3 separate regions of the Homo sapiens genome follow, and regions 2 and 3 are each linked to region 1. Evidence: read pairs that join two places in POLR2A ChIA-PET (ENCODE). Cell type or tissue: endothelial cell of umbilical vein. All regions are shown on one strand. Region 1 overlaps PPAT (phosphoribosyl pyrophosphate amidotransferase). Region 2 overlaps NOA1 (nitric oxide associated 1). Region 3 overlaps PAICS (phosphoribosylaminoimidazole carboxylase and phosphoribosylaminoimidazolesuccinocarboxamide synthase).

Region 1 (4,000 bases):
GTGACTAGTGATGGGAGTTCGGTGCCAACATTCAAATCACACAAGGTAAATTTGAACTTTAAGAAATGTTGATGACAGACCAAGTGCGGTGGTTCATGCCTGTAATCCCAGGACTTTGGCAGGCCAAGGCAGGAGGATCACCTGAGGTCGGGAGTTCAAGACCAGCCTGACCAACATGGAGAAACCCTGTCTCTACTAAAAATACAAAATTAGCCAGGCGTGGTGGCGCATGCCTGTAATCCCAGCTACTTGGGAGGCTGAGGTAAGAGAATCGTTTGAACCTGGGAGGCGGAGGTTGTGGTGAGCTGATATTGCGCCATTGTACTCCAGCCTGGGCAACAAGAGTGAAACTCCATCTCAAAAAAAAAAAAGAAAGAAAAAAGAAATGGGATGACAAAGATAACAAAGACAGATGATCATTAATATGGGGAGGGGGATTTGAATAAATAATTTGCAATCAAAAGTAATATTCTTTGGATCAGCCACTTTCAACTTTATATCCTAACATTTGTCAAATTAGGATGTATTTCTTCCCCAGTTATACTTTTTTGCCTAAGACCAACTCAAATAGGGGGTCATTTATTTAAATGCTTTAAGATGCTTTGATTTTTTTAATGCAAATTTTAGTTTTTATACTTGACAAATTTTATTGCTTACTACATCTGTTCTTAAATGTTTTAGTGAATAGTATCTTATGAAACACAAGTGCTTCAACATTGTGAAGGTATTAAATGCCACTAAATTGTTCTTTTTAGAATGGTTAATTTTATGGTATGTGACTTTTGCCTCAGTAAATTTTTTTAAGTAAGTGCTTCACAGTTCTTACAATTAGGTTATTTGTTTTTGACTTTTTTTTAGATTAGAATTCTGAAACACAGAGATATTAAATGTACTTCTTTGTCTTATTTGGATTGGCTGGGCAGAGAAGAGAGGCGTTTATTACTAGCAGTACTAGTCTGTTTTTTTCTAAGTTGCACTTTTTGATTTCTCAAGGGAATGGGTCTTGTAAATCACGTCTTTACTGAAGACAATTTGAAAAAATTATATGTTTCAAATCTTGGAATTGGACACACCAGGTATGCCACCACAGGAAAATGTGAACTAGAAAATTGTCAGCCCTTCGTTGTTGAAACACTTCATGGGAAGATAGCTGTGGCACATAATGGCGAATTGGTAAATGCTGCTCGATTAAGGAAAAAGGTACGTTTGTTTGTTTGTTTTCCCTAGGCCTTTTTAAATGATTAGGATGGGTTAATGAATAAAAGTTAAGGATCTTTGTAAAGGGCATTTTCTAATTGTTGCTACCTGTTACCTAACTGCAACAAACAATTGCATCAGAATGATCTGGAGTACTTGTTACAATTCCAGATTGTAAGCTATCCCCTAGAGTTCGAGACAAGGGTGAGAATATGCATTTTAGACTCACTTTTTGAATGCACTGCTTTAGAGATTTGGGAGAGTTGATTTATGGATGGAAGCATAGAGAAATTAGAGTTTATGGACTTGCTATCTCTTTAACTCTGTTGCTATGTTCAAAGCTTGTATGAGATAAGAAAAATCAAGCCATTTTTCCTATTCTCAGACTCAGCACACTTCTGTCACCAAATAGGGGGGTTTCTTATACCAGCAGTTTTCCAGAGGACACCAAATGGGTATCCTATAATTCAATTGTATTCTGATAGTACCTGGAGGTAAAGTCAGGTTCCAGAAGTTAAGGGCTCAGTCCCAGAAGTTAAGGGCTCAGTCCCACAAGATTGTCCCGCACTTCAGATGCCAGTTGCAAGTCCAGGCCTTTGGTACATCTGACAACCAGTTATAAATTGGGAGTTCCTGCAACAGCCCTAGCACTACCTTTGGTTTCAAACATCACAAAACTCAAGAAAGTGCTTTGTATACATTTACCAGTTTATTATAAAGGATATTACAAAGGCTACAGAAGAACAGTCTGGTGAAAAGATGGAAAAGGCAGGGTATGTGGGAACGAGTGTGGAGCTTCCATGCCCTTTCCAGGGGCACCACCCTCCAGGCATCTCCAAGTGTTCAGCTATCCAGAAGCTCTCTGAACCTAGTCATTGTGGATTTTTATGGAGGCTTCATGAAGTAGGCACGAATGATTAAATCATCAGCCACTGGTGATCAGCTCAACCTTTAGCCTTTGTCCCCTTCCCTGGGGGTCCAGGGATGAAGCTGGAAGCTCCAACCCTCTGGTTGATTCCCCTGGCAACTAGCCCTCATACTGATGCTGTGCAGGAGCCCCTAGCTACCAGTCATCTCAACAGCATACAAAAGGACACCTATCATTTTGGCAATTCTAAGGGTTTTAGGAGCTGTGTACCAGGAAAGACCAGGATAAAAATAACATATATAAATCTTCTTACATATCACAAAAGCATAAAAATAAAATGGAGTATAAACTTGAAGATGACATGAAAAAATGAATTGGAAACAATGACAGGAAACTAGAATATGGGAAAAGGGACGGAGACTGTTTACTTAAACTCTTGGTTCACAGCATGTTGTTTGGAGCTTTCTGTGCTAATGATGTCAAATTTGTGCCTATGCTTTCATTCATCATTTCATCTTTCTTTTTTTTTTTTTTTAACTGCCTGTCTTTATATTCATTCCTAGTAGCTTCCTTTTATCCATTCAGGCATTCATTAATTAATGTTGAGTTTCTTCAGTTTATTAGCTCCCAATAACCTTGACTTGGTAACTTCAGAACCTGGTGATATTTAGTAATAGATGGTTACATGCACACCCCATCCTATAAGCATTCTAGAGCTGGGCAATTCACATATGATGAACAGTTACAGAAGCTTAATAATAATGAACTGCTGGGTCAAAAATATCTAGAACCCAGGCTTTTGTACCACTCACTGTCATTCCATTTTTTAGTTCTGTCTTTAGACATTTCCTAGAGCTTTGTCCAGCCCTGTTCATAGGCATTATAATGACCTTATTGTGCTTTTCTGTCCCCAAATGAAAAAATACATAGTTCATTTAAAAATTCAGACAATCATGAAAGTATAAATATGGAGTAAAAATTTCTTAAAAATTCACCACTTAGAGATAACCACTAACTCACTGTTTCCTGACATAATGACTTACCTAGATGCTAAACTTTATCTTTACCTTTAGCTCCCTACTGAAAATGTTCTGTAGTGCCCATTCAGACTCAATCTGTGCATGTCCATGGGGCTGCCCTTGTCTTGGTCAGTCCTGCTCAGAACTTTGTAATTATCATAGAGTACACTCAAGCGATATTTATTACATCTGCTACATTTCATTGTTCAATACAGTTGATTACTTTCTTCTATCAGTAATAATCAATGAGGATGGGTAGCCACCATTATGATCACTAACAAACCCAGCTTGAAAGTTATCACTGTAGTGTACTACTTTTATAGGAATATACCCAGTTCATCAAGAGTGTTGAGGGTAGAAAATGTCAGACCCACAAATCAAATTTTTGGGAACCCCTACCCACTTTCAGGTCTGCTTGCCTTCAGATTTAGTATTCAAAAGCTTTTCTGTACATCTCATAAAGCACATTTTTCCTGCTTGAAAATCTTCTAGATTTCCTATTGCCTCCAGCCATGGTCATCCGTTATTAGTATATACATACTATTAGCGCAGGAGTCCCCAACCCCTGTGCTAGGGACTAGTACCAGTCTGTGGCTTGTTAGGAACCAGGCCACACAGCAGGAGGTGAGTGGTAAGTGAAACTTCATCTGTATTTATAGGTGCTCCCCATCGCTCACTATTACCACCTGAGCTCTGTCTCCTGTCCAGATCAGCAGCAGCATTAGATTCTCCTAGGAGCATGAACCCTGTTGTGAGCTGTGCATGCAAGGGATCCAGGTTGTGCTCTCCTTATGAGAAGCTAATGTATAATGCCTGATGATCTGTTACTGTCTCCCATCACCCCCAGATGGGACTGTCTAGTTGCAGGAAAACAAGCTCAGGGCTCCCACTGATTCTAGATTATGGTGAGTTGTAT
Region 2 (4,000 bases), 570 kb before region 1:
TTTGATAGACTTCATTGCTGACAACCAACTTATTTTATCATTGTGATTGTTACCTTGGTTAGGGAAACGTTTACAGAAGCCTAGGTTTTGAGGTTGGAAAAACACATAAATATCACTGGAGTCCAACTCCCTAGTCCCTGCTTGAATTACCTCTGTAACATATCCATCAAGGGGTCCTCCATCTTGAACTGAAAGGAGTGACTCACCAAAGCTGAAACTGTCATGTCACCTTCCAAGGTAACTCATTTGGGTCTTTGACCTTCTCTTTGTATTGAGTGTACTGAGCTGAATAGTCTCCCTGTAACATGTATCCATTGTTCCCCAAAGCCATCTGGGACTAAGGTAATACCTATTTCCCTTGCCAGACAAATATTTTAAAATGTAACGTCCCATCTCTTCTTCACCTATCCCTCCCTTTTCTTCTCTTTCATTACTTCATCCAGCAAACGTTGAGCATTCACTGTGCCCACAATCTGGATTATTTGTCTTCATTTCCTACAGCTGTGCTGTAGGAAACAGGCTATTCATTGGCCCAGGCCTCTTCAGAATGTTTTCTATGTTTGTTCTTAAAGTGTGACACTGAGAACTCAGTGCTCTCAGGTGAGCATGATTTAGAATAGCATTAACTCCGACCGGGCGCAGTGGCTCACGCCTGTAATCCCAGCACTTTGGGAGGCCCAGGCGGGCAGATCACAAGGTCAGGAGATCGAGACCATCTGGGCTAACACGGTGAAACCCTGTCTGTACTAAAAATACAAAAAATTAGCCAGGAGGTAGTGGGCACCTGTAGTCCCAGCTACTCGGGAGGCTGAGGCAGGAGAATGGTGTGAACCCGGGAGGCGGAGCTTGCAGTGAGCTGAGATCGTGCCACTGCACTCCAGTCTGGGTGACAGAGCAAGACTCTGTCTCAAAAAAAAAAAAAAAAGAATAGCATTAACTCCACCTGTCTTGTCCCTATGCCTCTCTTTTATCCAATTGCTCATGGACAACTTTGGGCCTCATAGGTAACTTTGACTTTGTCTTGTTAAATTCAGCCTATATCTTACTCTGTTAAATATTCATTCAATCTCATTACTTTTTATATTTGCAGTTTGGATCTTCATTCAGATCATTGATTGACTCAAATGTGCATCCAGGATACAGCCTCACAACAGATTCATTAATCATTTCCTTCGAATCTGGTTACTGACCAGTTTCCGATTTTCTAATTATCTCTGTATCTCCCTACAAAACCACATTGGTTTCTTAGGTACTTTTCTTGGCCTCATCAGGAACACTTATAGTTACATTCTCAGAATTGTATTCTATTTGGTGTCCCCTGTCATTGAATCATACACACCTTTTAAATTTTATTGCTCTCCTGGAATAATTGCTCATGCCATCTTTTCTTCCTTAGCAGTCCAAAAGTTCAGAGCTGCTTTCTAATAATATTCTGTCACTTTAGCTTAATGAACTAATTCTTCCCCCACCATACTTTTTTTTTTTTTTTTTTTTTTTTTTGAGATGGAGTCTGACTCTCTTGCCCAGGCTGGAGTGCAGTGGCGCAATGATCTTGGCTCACTGCAACCTCTGCCGCCTGGGTTCAAGCGATTGTCCTGCCTCAGCCTCTCGAGTAGCTGGTATTAGAGGCATGTACCACCACACCCAGCTACTTTTTGTATTTTTAATAGAGACAGGGTTTCGCCATGTTGGCCAGGCTGGTCTCAAACCCCTCACCTCAGGTAATCCACCCACTTCAGCCTCCCAAAGTGCTAGGATTGTGGATGGGAGCCACTACGCCCAGACTAATTCTTCCCTTTCAGATGCTATTAGATCAGGCATAGCAGTTACTTCAGTCATATATCCTCTATTAAATAGTTGTGTCAGAAAGGCAAGAATTTGCAAAATACTCTAGACAGCAGAATGAGAACCCCAAATTTTTAGATATAAACGTCTGTCAGCACTGGTAGTTTGCTTCTCTGTTAGTTTACAGATAAACTTATTTGATGTCTTAAACCAGGGTTTCCCAGACTGAACCAAGGATCTCTGTTGTGAAATGAAAGTATTAAGACTCAGGCTGTGCACAGTGCCTCACACCTGTAGTCCCAGCACTTTGGGAGGCCGAGGTGGGAGGATTGCTTGAGCCCAGGAGTTTGAGACCAGCCTGGGCAACATGCCAAAACTGTATCTCTACTAAAAATACAAAAAATTAGCTGGGCATGGTGGTACATGCCTGTAATCCCAGCTATTGAGGAGGCTGAGGCACAAGAATCACTTGATACACTTATTGGGAGGCAGAGGTTGCAGTGAGCCGAGATCATGCCACTGCAGCCCAGCCTGGGCAACAGAGTGAAACCCTGTCTCAACAAAAAAGAGAGACAAGGTTTCCCCTGTTGCCCAGGCTGGAATGCAGTGGCGTGATCAAGTAACTTCAAAGTCCTGGGCTCAACCAATTCTCCCACTTCAGCCTCCCAAGTAGCTAGGGCCACAGGTACATACCACCATGCCCAACTAATTGTTTAGTTTTTGTAGAGACAGGACCTCGCTATGTTGCCCAGTCTGGTCTAGGCTGGAGTGCAGTGGTGGAATCTTGGCCCACTGTAACTTCTGCCTCCCTGGCTCAAGCAATCCTCCACCTCAGCCTCCAGGGTAGCTGGGAACTACAGACACACGCCACCCCAGCTAATTTTTGTATTTTTCATAGAGGTGAGGTTTTGCCGTGTTGCCCAGACTGGTCTCAAACTCCTGAGCTCAGCTGGGCACAATGGTGCATACCTGTAATCCCAGCACTTTGGAAGACCAAGGTAAGTGGATCACTTGAGGTCAGGAGTTCGAGACCAGCCTGGCCAACATGACAAAACCCCGTCTCTACTAAAAATACCAAAAAAATTAGCCAAGCATGGTGGCGCACGTCTGTAATCTCAGCTACTTGGGAGACTGAGACAGGAGAATTGCTTGAACCCGGGAGGCAGAAGTTGCAGTGAGCCAAGATCACACCATTGCACTCCAGCCTGGGTGACAGAGCAAGACTCCGTCTCAAAAAAAGAAAAAAACTCCTGAGCTCAAGTGATCTGCCTGCCGCTGCCTCTGAAAGTCCTGGGATTACAGGCATGAGCCACCATGGCTGACCTGCAAATGGCTTTTAATGTGCCTTTTCAAACACAAATAATGAAGAAAACTATCTGCAGCCCCCTTATTATTTTTTTGTGAGCTGCTATGTATCATTTCTATTTTTTATTTTCTTGTTATTCTCTTTTTTTCCTTTGAGACGGAGTCTTGCTCTATGGCCCAGGCTGGAGGGCAGTGGTGCAATCTCGGCTCACCACAACCTCCGCCTCCCGGATTCAAGTGATTCTCCTGCCTCAGCCTCCCGAGTAGCTGGGATTACAGGTGCACGCCACCACGCCCGGCTAATTTTGTATTTTTAATAGAGATGGGCTTTCTCCATGTTGTTCAGGCTGGTCTCAAACTCCTGACCTCAGGTGATCTGCCCGCCTTAGCCTCCCAAAGTGCTGGGATTACAGGCGTGAGCCACCGCGCCCAGCCTCTTGTTAAGAAAGAAGTTTACAAGTTTTGTGTCCAATTTGTACCTTCTTTATTCTTTTTTAACCAGATTTTGATTCCTTAAATCTTTGCAGAATCTTGTACTTCTGTCTTTCCTTTTCTATTTTTCTCTAGTCTCTCTAGGAACTTGTCATCCTTAGAAGGGATTTATTATAAATCATAGGGATAAATTATAAATCCTCTGTGTTATAAGCATAGGGGATTTATAACTTTTTCTCATTCTCTGCTGAATATTTGGGAGAAATAAGGAAATTGAAGACCAGAATTTAGAAAGAGGTTCTTCAGCCACTTTACTTGCTCCTAGAATGGGGTGACCATTTTGCATTTAATGCATGCATACTTACCACTAGGACATAAGGTCACGTATACCATTACTTTAAGCGGAAATTGCTACTGCCCACAAGCCTTGATAAGGAGAGCATATATTTTCTATCTTGGTATTGAATCAACATGTTTT
Region 3 (4,000 bases), 51 kb before region 1:
AGTACCTGTTCTTAGACAAACTTGAGCTATGTTGTTTTGACAGTTTTCTAGCTAATCTTTCTATCTGCATTTGAACTATTTTAATATTTTTGAGCAGTAAAAGTCAAATCCGTAGAATAATTTTAGGAAATGTCAAGTTATAAATAAATATTAATAAGATCCAAGACAGCAGAATAAAAAAGTAACATCCTAGGGGCCACATGTCTGCTCAGGCAGAGTGTCTTGAGGTGGTACTATTATGTCTAGTGTTTGCTAGAATCAGGGGTACTATTATGTCTAGTGTTTGCTATAGTTCCAAAAGCTCGATTTTCCCGATATTCTTGGAATTCATCAGGCTCTTTGACTCCCATTATCCACAAGAACAGAGTCAAATACAAATCACAAGGCCAATTTACTAATTTGTATTAATACGTTATTTTATGGAGCTCCACCCCTTAATATGTGGTATTGGTCAAGTTACTTCACGTTAATTTATTCTCCTCTTCTGTGAGAAGGGAATTTTAACTAGTAGCTACCTGATGTGACACTTCAATGAGTTAATAACATAGATAAAGTGCTTAGAGCATTGCCTGGTACACAGTATGTGCTCCAAGAATGTCAACCACTATTGTTAGCACGCTAGGTAGAGTGCTCCACTCTAATATTTGAAATAACCTGTGCCTCCTGCCCAGGACTCCCTTTCTGGTAAAAGAATAGCTTAAATTGCAGAAAAAAAAAAAAAAGTTATCTAGTGAGCATGACATCAGAGATGAGAAATATGGGCGGTCTTCAGGATTTTACACAGGTTACTGTAAAACTACTCCTCAAAAGATTATCCCCAATTCTAGTGATCATTATGTACAAGTCTTCCAGATTATTTGTCACTCCTGAAACAACACTACTATAAAAACTGCCAATTTTTTGCTTATCATGCTCCCCTTTTGTAAGCTCCATGGGTATCTATACAATTCCTCTGGCATAAATTTGGTTACAGCTTTATTTGTAGCCGCTGATTTTTAGCTTGAGACATTTGTATAATCACATCTTGTTAAAGATAGCTTAGGCACAAAATTTAATTCTCAGAGCCTATAAAAACAGTAAAGGAAATAGGCATGAACACACAAGGCCAGATAACAGCAGTAACATTTTGGCAACTGAAAGGCAAACACAGTGGTAGCTAAGTTAGCAGACCAAGAAAACTTAATCAAAATTAGCTGGCATGGTGGTGCATGCCTGTGATTTCAGCTACTTGGGAGGCTGAGGCAGGAGAATCGCTTGAACCTGGGAGGCGGAGGTTGCGCCATTGCATTCTAGCCTGGGCAACAGGAGCGAAACTCCATTTAAAAAAAAAAAAAAAAAAAAACTTAATTCTAAACTGAAAGCAGGGAAAGATGAGAAGCAACATGACTGACATTACAGAACTCCCCCAAAGGGTGACTGACTAAATTAGTGGCACCAGATACCTTTGGAAGGGAATAGGGACTAAGAAGAAGATGACTGACTCGAAGTCTAAGAAGAAGCTAGGTCCTCAAATCTCCTTCCCCACTCCATCTACCTGAGTAACTGCCTCTTTAAAGCACTGTAGCAATTTTTTTCTTTTTAAACATTATTTTTTTCTGAGACACGGTCTCGCTCTGTCATCCGGAGTGCAGTGGTGCAATCACGGCTCACTGCTGCCTCAACTTCCCAGGCTCCAGTGATCATCCCACCTTGGCTTCCCAAGTAGCTGGGACCACAGGCGTGTGCCACCATGCCTAGCTAATTTTTGTATTTATGGTAGAGATGGGGTTTCGCCAGGTTGCCTAGGCTGAGCTCAGGCAATCCACCAATCTCTGCCTCCCAAAGTGTTGGGATTATAGGCATGAGCCACCAAGCCAGGCCTTTAATTTTTCTGAAGGTAAAACAGACTTCAGTCTTGGCGTCTTTGAACTAGGGGACGCCAGGCACAGACAACTTTTGTTCTCTGAGTAATTCTGGTCAACACTTAAGAAAATACCTAGACACTAATGTGAGGGGTTGTTTGAAGAACAATCCCTACCAGATACACCCCACAGTGAAGCCCAATTTTGACACGGACCACCCACTTGAAGTTTCCAATTGTTTTTTATAGTATTCCACTCTTAAAAGCGCAAACAGCCAAGGATTACCAGACAGCTGAAGAAAGTAACTATATGCAACAGACTATAATCATCTCCAGAGAACAAAAAAGAGCTTTTGGAAATTTAAAAACATACAAACACAAACAACAACAACAACAAAAACCCAGAAAACAAAAACCAAAAGAAATATAAAAACATTGTGTAAAAAAAAAAAAAAAAACCCCAGAGGCAGTGGTTCCTACCCAATCCCAACACTTTGGGAGGCTGAGGTGGGAAGATTGCTTGAGTCCAGGAGTTCAGGACAAGCCTGGACAACATACGGAGTGCCCATCTCTACAAAAAGTAAAAAAATTAACCAGGTGTGATGGTGTGGGCCTGTAGTCATAGCTACTTGGGAGTTTGAGGTGGGCGGATCACATGAGCCCGGGGAGTTCAAGGGTCCAGTGAGATATGATCATGCCACTGTGCTCCCACCTGGGCAACAGAGCAAGACCCTGTGTCAAAACAAACAAAAAACACCTGTATCCAAAATGAAGGCCGGGCACAGTGGCTGACGCCCATAACCTCAGCACTTTGGGAGGCCAGGGCAGGCAGATCACCTGAGGTCAAGAGTTCGAGACCAGCCTGGCCAACATGGTGAAACCACATCTCCACTAAAAATACAAAAATTAGCCAGGCGTGGTGGTGCATACCTATAATCCCAGGTACTCAGGAGGTTGAGGCACGAGAACCGCTTGAACCTGGGAGGCGGAGGCTGCAGTAAGCTGAGATTGCGCCATTGCACTCCAGCCTGGGCAAGAGAGCCCGACTCCGTCTCAAGAAAAAAAAGAAAAACTCAATAGAAGGGTTGGAATGTAAAATTTAGGAAATATTCCAGAAAGTATACCAACAAGACAAACAAGTAGAATAGAAATCAAGGGAAGCCCAAATTTATTCAAATTCAAAAATGAGAAGAGAGAATATGGAGGGGTATGAAAATTAAATAATTCAAGGAAAATGGGGACTAAGAAATCAGAATTTCAGATTAAAAGAGCTCACCGAAAGTCCATAATGAAAACAGACTCAGCACATCACATCTGTGTAAAATTTAAGAACAATGAAAACAGACAAAAGATCCTGAAAGATTCCAGAGAGAAACAAAATTCATAAGAAACCTAGAATCAGACTGGTGGAAAAGCAATGGAGTCCTCAACTGTGGATGCTAGGAGACAGTGGAGTAATAATGCTCCCAAAATTCCAAAGCAAAATGATTTTCAGCATAGGATTCTATTTCTAAACTATCAAGTATAGGGCTTCAATATACACATTTTAGATACACAAGGTATCAAAATTTACCTTTTGTATTCTTTTGCCCCCAAGTTCAAGAATGTACTCCAACAAAATAAAAATAAACCAAGTAAGGGGAAAACATGGGAGATCCAAGCCTAGAGAAAGGCAAAATGAGTCTCCAAAATTATGGTAAAGGGGGATCCTAAGACAACAGCAGTACAGGATGCCTAGAGAGAAGCCAGTCCACTGGACCAGGTTGGAGGGCTCAAAGACTTAATATACTTGACACATATCAAGACTGGATATATACAGATATGAGAAAAGTTAGGGATTTTAGTAATAAAGCAAATCTCCTACTGAAACAATATTGACCCTCATAAACTGCAGAATATCAGATCATATCTTGGACTATGATGAACGAACCACAACACTGTTACGTGATCCAGTTCCATCAGCCAAAAGGGGACTTCCTTATGTTATTATCTTTTATCCCCAATTTTTTATTTTGAGACCGAGTCTCACTCTGTTGCCCAGTTTGGAATCCATTGGTACAATCTTGACTCACCTCTGCCTCCCAGGTTCAAGCGATTCTCCTACCTCAGCCTCTGAGTAGCTGGGATTACAGATGCTCACCACCATGCCTAGGTAATTTT

The links. ChIA-PET counts read pairs that join two places held together with the same protein. Peaks named below come from ENCODE experiments on the same cell type or tissue, not always from the same donor. Only the 100,000 strongest peaks of a DNase experiment are listed, where the experiment ranks them.
Region 2: POLR2A ChIA-PET joins it to region 1 with 5 read pairs; 3 of 35 experiments call an interaction of 5 or more read pairs at or near these places.
Region 3: POLR2A ChIA-PET joins it to region 1 with 5 read pairs; 8 of 35 experiments call an interaction of 5 or more read pairs at or near these places.

The regions. Positions count from the first base shown.
Region 1 is chr4:56,403,695-56,407,694 of GRCh38, reverse strand. PPAT (phosphoribosyl pyrophosphate amidotransferase) reads left to right here. Exons shown (of 11, transcript NM_002703.5): 2 at 1-45; 3 at 994-1,200. Among named protein-coding and RNA genes, the nearest start is that of AASDH, 18 kb to the right of the region's middle. In endothelial cell of umbilical vein, no CTCF peak of the experiment used is centred here; a DNase peak (open chromatin) is centred at 2,454; H3K27ac peaks cover 1,361 bases.
Region 2 is chr4:56,968,816-56,972,815 of GRCh38, reverse strand. All of the region lies in intron 3 of NOA1 (nitric oxide associated 1), which reads left to right. Among named protein-coding and RNA genes, the nearest start is that of NOA1, 6.8 kb to the left of the region's middle. In endothelial cell of umbilical vein, no CTCF peak of the experiment used is centred here; no DNase peak of the experiment used is centred here.
Region 3 is chr4:56,455,005-56,459,004 of GRCh38, reverse strand. The region is part of intron 8 of PAICS (phosphoribosylaminoimidazole carboxylase and phosphoribosylaminoimidazolesuccinocarboxamide synthase); the gene reads right to left. Among named protein-coding and RNA genes, the nearest start is that of SRP72, 11 kb to the left of the region's middle. RefSeq lists an enhancer at 1-7. In endothelial cell of umbilical vein, no CTCF peak of the experiment used is centred here; no DNase peak of the experiment used is centred here.